Regions from separate parts of the Mus musculus genome. Here region 1 is linked to region 2. The links are chromatin contacts, found by Hi-C in ENCODE. All regions are on one chromosome and are shown on one strand. The core of a region is the stretch at or near the end of the contact, and the rest is flanking DNA. Distances in the headings are between cores, read along the strand shown.

Region 1 (7,755 bases), core at 3,075-5,574, 690 kb after region 2:
GGGTAGTGTGGTAGGTGGGGTGAGTGCTTAGCAGACACAGGCCCTGGGCTCCAGCCTCAGCTCAGTTAGACAGGACAGACAACTAGGGAAGCCATGTGTCCCAAAAAAGGACAGCCTGCAAAACTGTGGATCTGCCCACAAGGAGGCGTGCAGAGCGGTGGCTTCAGAGGGGGACCCTGAAGGGCACTCTGAGGAGCCACGCACTCCGCACCCCAAGGCCCACTGCTCCCAAGTGGACCCAGGTGGCTTCAGAAGCCATGTAGCAGGCAGTGTGGGAGCTGTAGCCATCTTGGAAAATGCTGGTGGGTGGGCGGCTCCTCAGAAGCTATCGGAAGGGCAGGGCACGGAGGGCAGGCCTGTCACTCCAGTACGCAGGAGGACCAGGCTGGGTCCTGCAAGAGTTTCCATACAGCCTGAGCTCCTGGAGAGTTCCAGGCCAGCATGTCTCAAAAACAACAGCAAAACCATTAGAACATGTACTGGGGATGCACACACACACAACACACACAGGTTTTTGCTACTATTTCACTTGAACAAAACTTCGTATTGAAGGTCCTCCTGCCTATGGCTACAGCCGAGTCCAACAGTAGCTAAGGAGACTATATAGCTGCTCAAAACATTTTCTTTAAGACTGGGGCTCGAACCCAGGAGTACTCCACCACTGAGCTACATCCAACCCTAGCTGAAAGCTCTTAATGTCTGGTCCTTTCAATGAATTTGCGGGCCAGGTCAGTACTGGGGTCCACCACGAGTGCTCTCTACTTTGTCTACTGAGACAGGGTCTTTCATTGAACCCCTAGGTTGTTCCAAGGACCCCTTATCTTCTTAGTTGTCTGTCCAGCTTTTCTGTCAGTGCAAACTTTATCTAGTTATCTGTCTTCTCAATTCCTGCTTTGTTTTGTAGACAGAGACTCATGTAGCCCAGGCTGGCCTCTAACTCACTATGTAGCCAAAGATAAATCTTTGCTCCTTTTGCCTCAGCCTCCCTCCCACAGGCTGGGTGACAGGCACACACCAATCAGCTTGTCTCACTGCTTCTGAGTGGCCTCAGGTGTCACAGAGCTTTTCTTCAGTGTCAGTCCAGGTACCCAGACAAAGTAGGGGCCTGGCACCCCTCTGCCCTGAAAAGCTCCTTGTCATCTGTGACCTTGATGGAGCATGGCCAGGAGTCCCGCAGAAGCCTTTACTCTGAATCATCCATCACTCTGACTACAGTAGCTCTGTCTGCTTCTGTGGTCACACAGTGGTCAGAAACCACAGGGATCCAGAGACTCCGGGTATGCCTTAGGAGAGAGCTCGGCTACCTGCGCACCCCCTTAGGTTCTTCCTCAGGACCCAAAACAAGGAAAGCATCAGCGTGAGGCATGCATAGGTCCTGCAGGCCAGCTTCCGGAACCCAGGTCTGTTCAGGCCACATGAGGCTGCTGGACATCCTCCCAGACCCCATTACACAGATGGTTGTGAGCCACCATGTGGTTGCTGGGAATTGAACTCAAGACCTCAGGAAGAGAAGTCAGTGCTTTAAACTGCTGAGCCAGCTCTCCAGCCCCCAGGAGGAGCTGTTCTTTAATCTTTAGTCTTTCTTTTAAGTTCTGGGCCTGTGAGTGCAAGTGCCCTCAGGGACCAGAGGTTTCAGAACCCTGAGAACCAGAGCTACAAGCTGCTTTAAGGCATGCAATGTGGCCGCTGAGAGCTGAATCCAAAGGTCCTCAGCAAGAGCAGCAAACCCTCTTCAGCACAGAGCCACTCTCCAGCTGCCTTAAAACAATCTTACTTTTCAGCGCTGGACATTGAACCAGATTGGCATGTGTCCGCACTCAGCCATTCACTGGGGGTTCCCAAGCCATGCCCTCAGCCTTCAGTTTCCTTGTATAGCTTTCTTTAATCTTTAATTTTTTTTTAAATATTTTTATTACTACGTATTTTCCTCAATTACATTTAGAATGCTATCCCAAAAGTCCCCCATACCCGCCCTCTTTCTTTAGTTTTTGAGACAGGGTGGCATTAAGTATCCCTGGCTGTTCTGGAACTTGCTATTGGCCATGCTAGTTTTGAACTCACAGAGATCCACTTGCCTCTGTTTCCCAAGTGCTGGGACTAAAGGCCTGTGCCACCACACCTGAGTCTTTATAGTTTCTCTGACAGAATCTCCCTAGGCTACCCAGACTGATGTAGAGTTTGCAGTCCTCCTGCCTCAGCCAAGAAGTAACTGAGTTCATGTCTGGGTCACCACACACGTTGCTCCTGGATTCTACACTGACAGTCAACCCTGAGCTACATGGTTGGTGGGTGGCAGCCAGGCCCAGGGAGTTATGGCCCTTCCCCACAGCTACCTTCTGACTCGTCTGTGTTGAACCCTGAGAGACTGTTACAAGCACAATACAGAGGCAACACATTCGAGCAGTCCCAGATGGGGTTATCTAAATGAGTCCAGTTCACAGGTAGGGAAACTAAGGCCCAGAGAGCTCAGAAGAAGGAAGGACCTGAAGGGTCTTTCTGGTGCCTTCCAACAAGTCAGGCAGCCGACCCCTTAGCAACCCTCCACAGCACCACTAAGAAACCTCAGCCACTTGGAAGCCAAGTCCTCCACTGCCCACCGTACCACCTGTGAAGCCCCCCCCCCCCAACTCTCCACAAGCTGTAAAGGGGCTACAACATCCCCATTCTTCTTGCTCCGGCCCCCACCTGAGTGAGAGACCTCTGAGTCAACACTTCCCCTCACCTCTGCCCCTCCAGCAAGAGACCACTTCTCTCTTTCCCAGAGGGCTACACACACACACCCACGTCCACATTCCCCATTCCTGCCATCAAGCTGGACAAGCTACCCCACATGGTCATAAAGGTCATGTGCCAAGAACCGCACTGGCAGGCGGTACACGCTACCACAGCTTGCACAGAACTCGCAAAAGGCCTCAATCCTTTCTGAGGCTGTGCCAGACCCTTGCCCACTCCCAAAGAGCTCAACTCATCGTGGCCATGGTGAGGTCTGGGGGTGATGGCTCAGACAGGCTGGAAGCCCAGTGCTGGAGGAACAAGAGGCAAGGGTCTCTGATGGGGCCAGTAGGTTAGATGGTGTGAGGTGTGAACATGGGGTAAGAAGGGGATCTAAGGGGTCATGGGTGGGGACGGAGGGGGCCCTAGAACTGGATAAGCTGGAGGAATGTTGGGGTGACTAATGGATTCAGAGAGCAGAGAGGATCCAGGATAGAACGGAGCAGAACCTAAGGATAAAATGAAATGGCCCTAGAACCAGGTTCAAGGCAGGCAGGACCCAACAGAACCTCCAGGTTCCCATGTTTAGGAAGTACACTGTGGGGGAAGGGGGTTGTGGGAACCAGGTTCAGGTGAAGGGGTCAGGAATCCTAAGGTAAGAGCCTGAGGCTCCAGATTCAGGGTCCAGGGGTGGTGAAAGGTCTGGGTGGGGTGTAGAGTCTGAGGTACATGATCCTGGGTGGAATGCAGATTCTTGGGGTGCAGGGTTCTAGGATGCAAGGTCTGGGGTGCAATATCTAGGAATAAAGAATCTGGGTGCAGTCCAGGCTCTTGGGATTAGGGTTGGGATGAAGGGTTCAAGCAGACTGCAAGGTCTGACTGCAGGATTTGGGATGCAGGATCCTGGGATGCAGGGCCTGGATAGGGGTGCAGGTCTGAGGTGCAGTCTTGGGTGGAGTTCAAGGTCTTGAGTGCAGGGTTCTAAGGTGCTGGTTCATGGGGTGCGGGGTCCAGGTGAAGTGCAGGATCCGGGTGGGGGAACAGAATGGGGGGGTGCAGGCTCTGAGTGGACTACGGGGTTTAGAGTGTGCGGGGTCCAGGTGGAGTGCATGGTCTGTGATGAACGGTCCCGGGTAGGGCGCAGGGTTTCAGGGTGCTGGTTCCTGGGGTGCAGGGTCTGGGTGGGGTTCAGGGTCTGGGGATGCAGGGTCTGGGGTTGCAGGGTCCGGGCGCGTCCCGGCGGCCCACCTGTGCGCGGGGACGCGCTGCGAGCTGAGCCCCTTGCCCACCAGGAAGTGCACGTCGCACAGCACCTCGTTGTTGAAGAGGAAGGCGAAGCGCTCCTGCACCGTGGGCTTGGTGGCCTGCCAGTTGTACACGGGCTCGCGCAGCAGCGCGCCTGGGCCCGCGTCGTCGCGCTCGTCGCCCACGGCCTGCGCGTCAGTCCCGGGCCCAGGCGGCGGGGACGGGGGCGGCGGAGGCACCGGGGCGCAGGCAGCGGCGTTGCTGGGGGCGGCGGCCGCGTTAGCACTGGGACCCAGGCTGCCCGCGCCGGCCCCGACCCCCGGCGGGCAAGACGCGCGCCCGCTGCCGCCCGCCGCCATCTTGTCGCTGCGGCGCGGGGGCGGAGCCACGGAGGGCGTGGTCATGGGGCGGGGCGTTTGAGAGGAGGAAGGGAGGGGCGGGGCTAAAGAGAGCCGAGACCTGAGAGGGGCGAGGGGAGGAGACAAAAAGGGAGGAGCCAACGGGAGGACGGGAAGGGGGAAGAAAGGGCAAGGCTAGGGAGGAGGATGGATTGGAAAGGGAAACGGGGAGGGAGAGAGGGAGGGAGGGAGGAGAGGAAGATGGAGAAGCGATTGTGAGCGTAGAGAGGAGGGGAGGGAGGATGGGCGTGGCAGGGCTAGGCCCAGGATTGGTGAGACAAGGAAGAGGAGGGCCCCGAAATGCCAGAGGAGGAAGGAGAAGGGGAAACAGAGGAAAAAGGGACCGAGAGAAATGAGAGGGAGAAATGGATACTGGGACAGAGAGGAGGGCAACAGGAGGGGTTGAATGGGAGGAAAGAGAAGGATGTGGTAACGGGGGAGGAGCAGAGACAGGAGGTAGGGGAGGTAGTCCGGGCCATGGAGGCGCAGGCCATCCCTGGATTCGAGCAAGGGCAGGAGGAGAAGGATGAGGAGAGGCAGGGAAGGCATGGAGAGGTAAAGGACAGACAGAGGAAAGAAGCAGGAAAGACAGCATGGGGAGGGGAGGGGAGGGGAGGGGAGGAGGAGGAGGAGATCACACAGTGGAGGAAAGAGGCCCAGACTTGAGGTGAAGGGGCGTGGTGCATCTGAGCACCCCGGGGCTAGAGGGCGGGGCCACAGGGTCTAGATGGAAGCCGACAGAGGAATAGGGATGGAGGGAAAAAGGAAGAAGGACAGGCCTTTGAAGATGGTGAATGCGGGAAGGTTAGGAGAAACGGAGAGGAACAGAAGGAAGTGAGGATGTTGAGGTCTCAGGCCCTTGATCCCACCCACACAATGCTCCTGAGCCCCTGAACCTAGCCAATCCCGGCTCTGCCTTAGGCTGTAGGACATTAAGAACCCAAACTAGCTGGGCAGTGATGGCGCGCTCCTTTAATCCCAGCACTTTGGAGGCAGAGGCAGGCGAATTTCTGAGCTCTAGGCCAGTCTGGTCTACAGAGTGAGTTCCAGGACAGCCTACACAGAGAAACTCTGTCTCAAAAAAAAAAAAATAATAATAATAATAATAATAATAACCATAATAAAAAGAGCCCAAACTAGACTGTGAACCCAGAAAGGGAAAGAAGTGGAGTGAGGGGTAAGGTACAAAGAGGAGGAGAGGACAGGCCAGGCCTGAGGAAGGAGAGACTGGAGGAGGGGCAGGAATTACTATGTATCTGGGCATGGTGGGCAACACCTGCCATCCTAGCACTGGGAGCCTGAGGCAGGAGGATCACAAATTCAAAGGTGGACAAAGCTACTCAGGGAGGCAGAAGGGGAAGAGAGGAAGGAGGGCAAGCTTTGTTTCCACAGGTTAATTAACAGGGACTGACTGGCTTAGTCCTGAGTCTCACGAATCTCATCTGGAAACAGGCTCAGCAGAGGGACCAATAAAAGTGAAGAAAGAATCCTAGCACGAGGATAAACCATCCAAACAGATTTCAACAGCCTGGATCAGGCCTTGCCTGCAAGCCGCAATAGCTCAGGGCCTTTTGTCCTGACAGCTAATAAATGTCTTTACTGTTCTGGGCAAGTCTGCTCTGTTTTTCTGTTATTTGTAGCCAAAGGCTGGGAGTTGAGGCAGCTCTCCTAGGCCGCCATCTTTAAACACCTGCCATTAGGGACTTTGCTCTTGAAGTGCTTATGACAAGCCTGATTTGATCACTGGGACAGTCAGGGGGTTCACAGCCAGTTAGCAGTGGACAGGAAAGGATTGTAAACGGAATGTCCTAGTACACACATGGTGGCAGCATTAGATGCATGCTTGTAAATTCTGCCCAGAGTGTGGTGATACATGCCTTTAGTTCCAGCACTTGCAGGCAGAGACGTAGGCAGACCTCTGTGAGTATGACGTCAGCCTGGTCTACATAGCAAGCTCCAGGACAGCGAGGGTTACACGCACGCGCATGAACACACACACACACACACACACACACACACACACACACACACTCACACACACAGAGGTCCTGCGATCCCGGGGGACATCTTTGGAAACCTAGAATCCCCACTTCATGAGGCGGGCAAGATGCTCCATATGTGAACACAGATTGAAACTGAACAATTGGACAGACAGACCTGACATTAGGACAAGTAACCTTCTTAAGACAGTATTCAAAGAGAAAAACACAAACGTAATAGGCCACAGAAAGCACAGGATGCATGGGCAGGAAAATGTCTAGGCCGTTAGCCCACTTCAAACAGCAGCCTGATTCTGTGACCCCGGAACATTCCTTTTATGCTCGTTCCTCCTCCCTTTAAAGAACCTTTGTGTTTCTTCCTTATTTTTAGGGTGCAGACTTTGATCATCTGTGGAAGAGATGGGTGTGGAACTCAAGGCAGAGCTAAATTCTAGCCAGAGCTCCACCCCTGACCATGCCCCACATCCGCTCCTCATTGGGGGATTCTAGGCAGGGCTCCACCCCTGAGGTGCATCACTAATAGGAATCATTATACCTCTGCTCTTTTCACAGAAGGTGTCTCTCTGTAGGCTCAGAGCAAACCTCTCACTTTCCCATGTGGCAGAATTTCAGGCTTCATTGCCCACCACTTTTTTTGGTTTGTTTCGTCGTTGTTTTTTTGAGACAAGGGTTTACAGCCCCCTGGCTGTCCTTGAACAACCTCTGTAGCCCAGGCTGGCCTGGAATTCAAAGATCCTCTTGCCTCTGCCTCCCTAGCGCTGTGATTACAGGCAGCACGCCTTTAATTAAAGACCACCACCTCCTCCAGGCCATTGCCAACGTCTTTAAAGGGTGTTTGTGAATTCCAGAGTCTTCTCTTCTATCCTGTAATCAGCCCAACTCATGGCCGCTAGAGGGAGCACTACACCAACGTGCTCTCTGCTTTCCCGGGTTTTAGTTTTGCTTTTTTATAAATAAACTTTATTATATATTTTAAATACTTACAAATAAATTAAAACCTTACATACCAAAATTAAGCAGACGGAACGAAGTCTGTACAACTCTACAAGTAGGACAGTATAGAGTCAGAGCAGGCATTCGGATCGGAAGCTGCAGAGCTTCTTTGTGTTAGAATTACACGATCAGTGTGGAATTCGTTTTAATGCATTCATTTAACACAGAAAACAAAACATCCATGATAGAATAGAATTAGAAAAACAATTAGTCTTTTGGTTTTGGTTTTGGTTTTCGAGACAGGGTTTCTCTGTGCAGTCCTGGCTGTCCTGGAACTCGCTCTGTAGACCAGGCTGACCTCAAACTCAGAAATCCGCCTGCTTCTGCCTCCCAAGTGCTGGGATTACAGGTATGTGCCACCGCTACCTGGCCGAAAAACAATTAGTCTTATATCATTTTTTTTCTTC
Region 2 (7,880 bases), core at 1,928-4,427:
ACAGGGACCTGTTCGACTTCTCCACGCGCATCATCACACGGCCCTCCAAGTGAGACGTGCTGGGCCACTGCCACACAAACACTTGCCACGGGGCTGTGATCTAGTGTTTTAACAAAGGATGGACTAAAGGATGGACAATTCTTAAATTGTGCGCCTTGGTTGTTCTGTCCCTATCTGGGCTGGGGCTTGGTTGGAAGGCCTCGGGCCTGGGGGATGGGGTGCGGTGAGTGGGGGGCCGACTGCAGAGTCCCCATTCATGAGGGCCAATCAGGCAGCAATCAGTCCTTCACAGCTGTCCAAAGCTCAGTGTTCACATCGTGTCCTGGGGCTACCTCAAATACCCAAATACCAACAGAACCTTCCAGAAAGCTGCCTGCAACTGACAGCCCTGCTTAACAATCCAGAAGATCTGTGATTTATCAGAGCTGTTGCCACTGCAGCTCAGAAGAGCTGTGCCCTCAGGTGGCAAGATGTGACCATACCCTGGGGGACCACAGCCTCCTATGACATGGACCTCTGGGTCCTCTTCCCTGTACTTTCCTTCCTTTCCACCCTGGCCCCTCCCCTAGTCCCCTGGCTCCTTGTAGCTGTTGCTCCCTCAGGGAAGGTCTGGAGAGAGACAAGAAGGTATGCACTCTACCAGCCATGGGTCCCCAGGACCCAACCAAAGGCCTCTGGAGGTCTCTTGAGACTGGGTGTTCATTATACTCCTAATTATGTCTCAGATTCTGGCTAGGGACAGTGGCAGATGTTGGGTGGAGCCATAACTTGCCACCCAAATATTGGGTCCCCACCTGCTGTGGCTGGACTGAGAGACCATCTGCCTGTACTTCCCCCATCCAAGCCAGAACCTCACTAGCCCAGGCTGGCTTGGAAGGCAGGGTCCCCCTGCAGATCTGCTTCATCTGTCCCAGCCTCCTTACTAAGCCTTGCTGTATTCCCTCATTTGTCTGCCTCAGCTTCCCCGCACTGACTGGAGAATTCAGCCTTTGTAAATACTAGGCTGGGTGAATGCCAAGCAAGATCTAAGTCCCCAGTCTCCTGAGCAGTGGGGCAGCCTGCACCAAGCCCCCATAAACTTCCTCGGGCAACAGGAGTGGGGCAGTGTAGACCAGTACAGCCCCATTCCCCATGGGAGGGAAGTGGACGCTGTGTGGTCCAGCCATCAAGTACGGAGGAACCTTGAGGACAAAGGCCACTGAAGGGTTCCATGGCAGGAAATGTCTGGAACAGTATTCGGGGGGATAATTCACATTTGTGAGATGTGCTTTCCCACTCCCCAAAAAGGCCTTGCATGAATTTCCTGTCATTCAGCTGGAGTGGAAGGTCCCACTTGGCCCTTCTGTTAGGAGTGATAGTGAATCCTGACAGGCCTGCAGTCCAGCTGTCTCATGTTCAGTGAGTGGAATAGAGCCGGCACCCAGGACTGTGTGGTGACCTACTGAAAGAGTGCCAGGTGACAGTATAGACAAAAAGGAGATGTCAGAGGAAGGGGAGCTAAGGCTGGCAACATCTCAGCTTCAGGAAGAGCACCCTGAGGATCTCTGAAGTGGTTGGTGACAATGGCAACTAGGACAGACTAGCCCCAGACTGGAACCCTAAAGGACCCCAAGCCTGATGTCCTTTGGATCCCTGGCCAGGTGCCTAGACAGCCTGCCATCTTGAGCCAAGCCATCTCATTAAAAACCAGCTCAAAGTGCAGTCATCTTGCTGGCTTTTTTATTTGCTTGATGGATGTTTTTTTGGTTTGGTTTTTTGCTTTGCAGGGAGAGTGAGGTTTTGGGGGGGGAGGGGGAGCTGACCAAGTGTAGATTCATTCATCAGGGCTGAGTGTTCCCTGCAGGCAGCTGCAGTGCAGGATTTTGGGGGAATGCCACATCTTCCAGAGCGTCTGTGAGGACAGACCTCAGAATTCCCAGCAGGAGCCTCCTGGCTGGGGCAGCCTCTGTTCCCTGATCCTACAGGCCACGTTTGGGATAACAAGTGAACCGGGTTCTGAGTCAGTTGAGTTGGGGGACCTGGACAACTGGGAGCTGTAGAAGGTTCCAGAACAATTATAGAGTGCCTATTGTAATGCAAGTCCTGAGACCCAGGAGGGCAGCGTCTGCCCTTGTGCTCCCTGAACTGACAGGGGCAGTGGTCACTAAATGAGTCCATAGGAAGTCGAGCACATGAGAGGGATGTGATGCACGGTCTGGGTGGCCGTGGTTTTCAGCAGGACATTTGATCCTGGGTTTTGAAGGGTGAAGAAGAGTTCTGGAAAGCAGAAAGATTTCTCCATGGTTGGTTCAGACTGCTTTTGTAAAGAACTCGATTTGGTTCCTAGCACCAACACTGAGTGGCTCATATCCAGCACTAGGGAATTCTGTGATCTCGAGAGCAGTGGTTTCACAGGCATGGAGGCGCGCACCCACGTGCACGCACAACCCCAGCCCTCCAGATGCAGAGACCGATGGCTCTCTCTAAAGAGTTAAGGGTCAGCCTGGTCTAAATAAGGAGTTCAGACTAGTCAGGGCTATATAATAAAACCCTGTCTCAGAAGAATGCTGTTGTGGGTGGGTAGGGGATTGGGGGGGTGGGTATGGGGGACCTTTGGGATAGCATTGAAAATGTAAACGAGGAAAATACCTAATTAAAAATAAATAAACAAACAAAAAGAAGAATGCTGCTGCTACTTTTGTTGGTGTTGGCAGTGGTAAATATTTTAAAAGAGAAGCCGGACAGTGGTGGCACACTTCTTTGATCCCAGCACTTGTGAGGCAGAGGCAGGTGGATTTCTGAGTTCGAGGCCAGTCTGGTCTATAGAGTGAGTTCCAGGACAGCCAGGGCTGCACAGAGAAACCCTGTCTCGAGAAAAAAAAGAGAGAACGAAAACCAAACACGATTCAGTGGGTAAAGATGTTTGCTGCCAAGTCTGATGGCCGGATCTGATCAGCAAGACCCACAGGAGAGAAGAAATCTCCAAAAACTGTCCGAGTGTGGGGAGTGTACTTTTCCCCCAACAAACACAAGATATAAATACATGTGCTTTTTCTTCCTTCTTTTTAAGTTTGTGATTCAATAATGTTGACCGGGCTGGAGAACAGGAGATCTATCCTACAGATTTCTACCAGATGTGCCTGCCTCACTTACCCCCAGGCTGCACACAGTGTTGTACTGGCCACAGACTGCTCTGGGAGCTTCAGTCTGAGCAGTGGAAGGCATCACCCAACTCTGCCCTGCGTGGCACAGCAAACCTAGGCAGCGGCCCAGCTCCTCCTCCTGTGGACACCCGGACCGGCAGGAGGAACGAGAGCGGGGCTGGCTGGGATGTCTCCTTACCCTCGCACAGCACAGTGGTAACTTCCATCGGGATGGAGTGTGTGCAGACGCTGTGGCTCAGCCTGGCCCTGGCGCTGGCGCGAGGGTCCTGGGTGGTGCGCGGTCACCCTCAGCCCTGCGGGGTTCCCACGCGCGCCGGGGCCTCCGTGCGCCTGGCTGCGCTCCTACCCCGGGCGCCCGCCGCCCGCGCCCGCGTCCTAGCCGCCCTGGCCACCCCTTCCCCGCGGCTGCCGCACAACCTGAGTCTGGAGCTAGTGGCCGTCGCGTCCCCAACCCGGGACCCCGCGTCGCTGGCCCGAGGTCTGTGCCAGGTTCTGGCACCGCCCGGCGTGGTGGCCTCTATAACCTTTCCCGAGGCGCGGCCTGAGCTACGGCTATTGCAGTTCCTGGCAGCTGCCACAGAGACCCCGGTGCTGAGCGTCCTACGGAGGGAGGTGCGCGCGCCCCTCGGAGCTCCGGTACGCTGAGAGCGCGGGAAACCCTGGGGGCGGGGGACGGGAAGCTAAGGAACCCCACACTTCTCCAATCAGGAGATGGAGAGGACCCCTGTCCCAGCCCTTCCCTCCCAAGATGCCTTAACATGCTTTGGCTAGAACAGTATTCCGCTCTCCTCTTCCTGGGCTTGGACAGTGTGGGAAATCCTCCCAGAAACCCCACCTTTCCCTCCTTAAAGGCCAGACAACTCCTTACCCAGAGCTCTGTGATGGCCTTGAGTTTCAGGTGGCCTTGAGTTTCAGGGCAGCACAAGTCATCCCTGTACTTGATATGTCTCTGTCTCTGTCTCTGTCTCTGTCTGTCTGTCTCATCTCTCTGTCTCATCTGTCTCTGTCTCTCTCTGTCTCTCTCTGATGTTTTAAGACAGTCTCTCACTGTGTAGACCAGACTTGCCTAAACTCAGGGATCCACCTGCCTCTGTCTTCCTAGCACTGGGATTAAAGGTGTGTGACATTACACCCAACTGGGTTGTTACCAAGGCAGGCCAGCAAAAGGTTCCACCCAGAGACAGCGCCCTGGAGCATGACTCCTAGATGCCTGGGACACAGGAGACCTCAGGTCTTCCTCCATAACCTGTCATGAGGTTGCATCCAGGGAGACCCTAGCCCCAGAGGAGCATTAATGACCTATATCTTGGTATCCCTAAGGCTTCCTGGGTCTGGTGGGAGACTCCAGACCCAAGCTGACAATGACCCCTGCTTCCTGACCTGTGAACGGCACCTGTGTGTGCTGCCAGCTTTTGAGCCAGTCTTGTCTCCTCCGGGATTGGCCTGGCCTCACTACACAGAGCTGTGGCATCCTCGGTACCTGTGCTGCCAGGCAGCACCCTGTGGTTTTTAGTTGTCTTGGACTGTCTTGTATTCCAAATATGCAATACAACCCCAGCCCCAGAACTTGTCTATCAAGGGGACTCCTGGGGAGGTAGGCGGGACTAGGTCAGAACTGAAGAGGAGTAAGCTCCGGAGATGTGCAAGGCTCTCCCTGAAAAATGGTAGCAAGGACTCCATAGAGAAGAGCCAACAGAGCTGGATTTTGAAGGATGCATAGGAGGTGGTTGGCATAGAGAAGACTGCTATATTCAAATAAAGTAAAATAAGGGAGGGCTGGGCTCACCGTTCTTTTGGTAAAGTGCATGTCTAGCATGTGGAAGGCCTGCATCCCAATCCCAGCATGGCATAAACTGGAAGTAGTTGAACACACTTGTCATCCTGACATTCTGAAGGTAGAGGCAAAAGGACCAGCAGGTCAAGGTTACATAGTTACTTAGTTACATAGCAAGTTCAAGACCAACCTGAGCAACATAATACTTAAAAAAAAAAAAAAAAAAGAGGGTACTGGGGAGCCACTGAACAACAGTGAGCTAAAGGTGAGGCAAGATAATGCCCAGTTCTCAAGAACAACGTAGATTCCTTATCAGGGTCGGGTGGGTGGAGCTGTAGATACAGAGGTGGACAGCCCTGACCAGGACCACCTCTTCCCAGACCCCGTTCCACCTGCAGCTGGACTGGGCTAGTCCCCTGGAGACCATCCTGGATGTGCTGGTGTCCCTGGTACGGGCACACGCCTGGGAGGACATTGCTCTAGTGCTCTGTCGTGTCCGGGACCCCAGTGGCCTGGTGACACTCTGGACCAGCCGTGCTAGCCAGGCTCCAAAGTTTGTGCTGGACCTGAGCCAGTTGGACAGCGGGAATGACAGCCTTCGGGCTACACTGGCCCTGCTGGGGACGCTGGAAGGAGGGGGAACCCCCGTGTCTGCAGCCGTCCTCCTGGGCTGCAGCACTGCCCATGCACATGAGGTCCTAGAGGCAGCACCACCGGGTCCCCAGTGGCTGCTGGGCACACCACTGCCCGCCGAGGCACTGCCCAAAACCGGTCTGCCCCCTGGGGTGTTGGTGCTGGGGGAAACCGGGCAGCCTTCCCTGGAAGCTGCCGTCCACGACATGGTGGAGCTTGTGGCTCGGGCACTCAGCAGCATGGCCCTCATGCACCCAGAGCGGGCCCTGCTTCCAGCGGCAGTAAATTGTGAGGACCTGAAAACGGGCGGCTCTGAGTCAACAGCACGCACCTTGGCTAGGTGAGTAGGGACAAGCCTAGGGGAAGGCGTCCAGACCCAGAGCCTGACACCATCCCGTGTGTCAGGCCATGACAGTGATGGAGTGATCGGGAGTGGGTGTCCCAGTAGGAACAGAACTTAGAAGGTCGGATGGCTGTCCCTCCATCCTCAAGACTAGATCTCCCATGGGTTCCAGGCAGGTACTTATCAATGGAGGGGCAGTTCTCTCACAATTGAGACAATTCTTATATTCTATATTCCACAGGTTTCTGAGCAACACCTCATTTCAGGGCCGCACAGGGGCTGTGTGGGTGGCAGGCTCCTCTCAGGTGCATGTGTCTCGGCATTTCAAGGTATGGAGCTTACGCAGGGACCCGCTGGGTGCCCCAGCCTGGGCAACAGTAGGCAGCTGGCAGGATGGACAGCTGGACTTCCAGCCAGGGGCGGCTGCTCTCCGAGTTCCATCTCCATCTGGCACCCAGGCCCGGCCAAAGCTGCGAGTGGTAACTCTGGTGGAACACCCATTTGTGTTCACCAGGGAATCTGATGAAGATGGGCAGTGCCCGGCTGGGCAGCTGTGTCTAGACCCAGGCACCAATGACTCGGCCAGGCTGGATGCGCTCTTCACTGCATTGGAGAATGGCTCCGTGCCTCGCACCCTGAGAAGATGCTGTTATGGCTACTGCATTGACCTGCTGGAGCGGCTGGCCGAGGACCTGGCCTTTGACTTTGAGCTCTATATTGTGGGGGATGGCAAGTACGGGGCCCTGCGTGATGGACGCTGGACAGGCCTGGTGGGTGACCTGCTGGCCGGTCGGGCACACATGGCCGTGACCAGCTTCAGTATCAACTCGGCTCGCTCCCAGGTGGTGGATTTCACCAGCCCTTTCTTCTCCACCAGCCTGGGCATCATGGTGCGCACGCGAGATACAGCCTCACCCATTGGGGCTTTCATGTGGCCCCTGCACTGGTCCATGTGGGTGGGTGTGTTTGCTGCCCTGCACCTCACAGCGCTCTTCCTTACTCTGTACGAATGGCGGAGTCCCTACGGGCTCACGCCACGCGGCCGCAACCGTGGTACCGTCTTCTCCTACTCCTCCGCTCTCAACCTCTGCTACGCCATTCTCTTCGGACGCACTGTCTCCAGTAAGACACCCAAGTGTCCTACCGGACGCTTCCTCATGAATCTCTGGGCAATCTTCTGCCTGCTGGTGCTATCCAGTTACACAGCCAACCTGGCAGCTGTCATGGTCGGGGACAAGACATTTGAGGAGCTGTCTGGAATCCATGATCCCAAGGTGAGGTCTGGGAAACCTAAGGGCTTAGAGCTATGGTCAGGACGGGATGGGCACTCGGCTCAGTGGGGACAGTACCATCTCCCACCCATTCCCTTCTCATCAAGAGACTCATTAACTTAAGCGCTGACGTGAAACCATAGCCCTGCCCCTGCCCCATCCCAAGAACTTCTCTATTTTTGCCACACCTCCAGCTCCAATCATGACCACACCCCCATTCTTTTCTTTTCTTTTTTTGGTTTTTCAAGACAGGATTTCTCTGTATAACCCTGGCTGTCCTAGAACTCACTTTGTAGACCAAGCTGGCCTCGAACTCAGAAATCCGCCTGCCTCTGCCTCCGGAGTGCTAGGATTAAAGGCATGTGCCACCATGCTACCGCGCCCGGCCACACCCCCATTCTTAAGCATCAGATGTCTTAGCTCAGTTTGTAGACCAGGTTGGCCTCAGACTCACAAAGACCCGACTGCCTCTGCCTCCTGAGTGCTGGAATTCACCACGACTGGCCTAAGCAATCGGTCTTCAGCCTGGAAACCACCAGCTCCCACTGCAGGGGTGGCAGGCTGAAGCACATCCGGATTTATTTCCCCCTTTTATGTTTTCTGGAGTTCATGGTATTTACACAGCAACTTCCCTCCTAGGGATCTAGCTGCTCATGTTCTGTTGACCGTCCCCTCCCCACCTTGTGTCCTTTGTGTCCCTTGCAACTGGGTGCTGC

What was found. A loop is a pair of places that touch in the nucleus more often than their neighbours do.
Region 1: a map of T-helper 2 cell shows a loop between it and region 2 (5-fold over the local background). The contact joins the promoter of Btbd2 here to the promoter of Grin3b in region 2. A Hi-C loop is called at or near these places in 1 of 37 maps with a recorded cell type or tissue (T-helper 2 cell).

Annotation. Positions count from the first base shown.
Region 1 is chr10:80,652,170-80,659,924 of GRCm38, forward strand. It overlaps Btbd2 (BTB (POZ) domain containing 2), which reads right to left and starts at 4,325. Exons shown (of 9, transcript NM_145361.3): 1 at 3,961-4,325. The coding sequence starts at 4,316.
Region 2 is chr10:79,967,547-79,975,426 of GRCm38, forward strand. It overlaps Grin3b (glutamate receptor, ionotropic, NMDA3B), which reads left to right and starts at 3,178. Exons shown (of 9, transcript NM_130455.2): 1 at 3,178-3,779; 2 at 5,298-5,890; 3 at 6,135-7,167. The coding sequence starts at 3,354. Wdr18 (WD repeat domain 18) reads left to right here. Exons shown (of 10, transcript NM_175450.4): 10 at 1-1,700. The coding sequence ends at 53.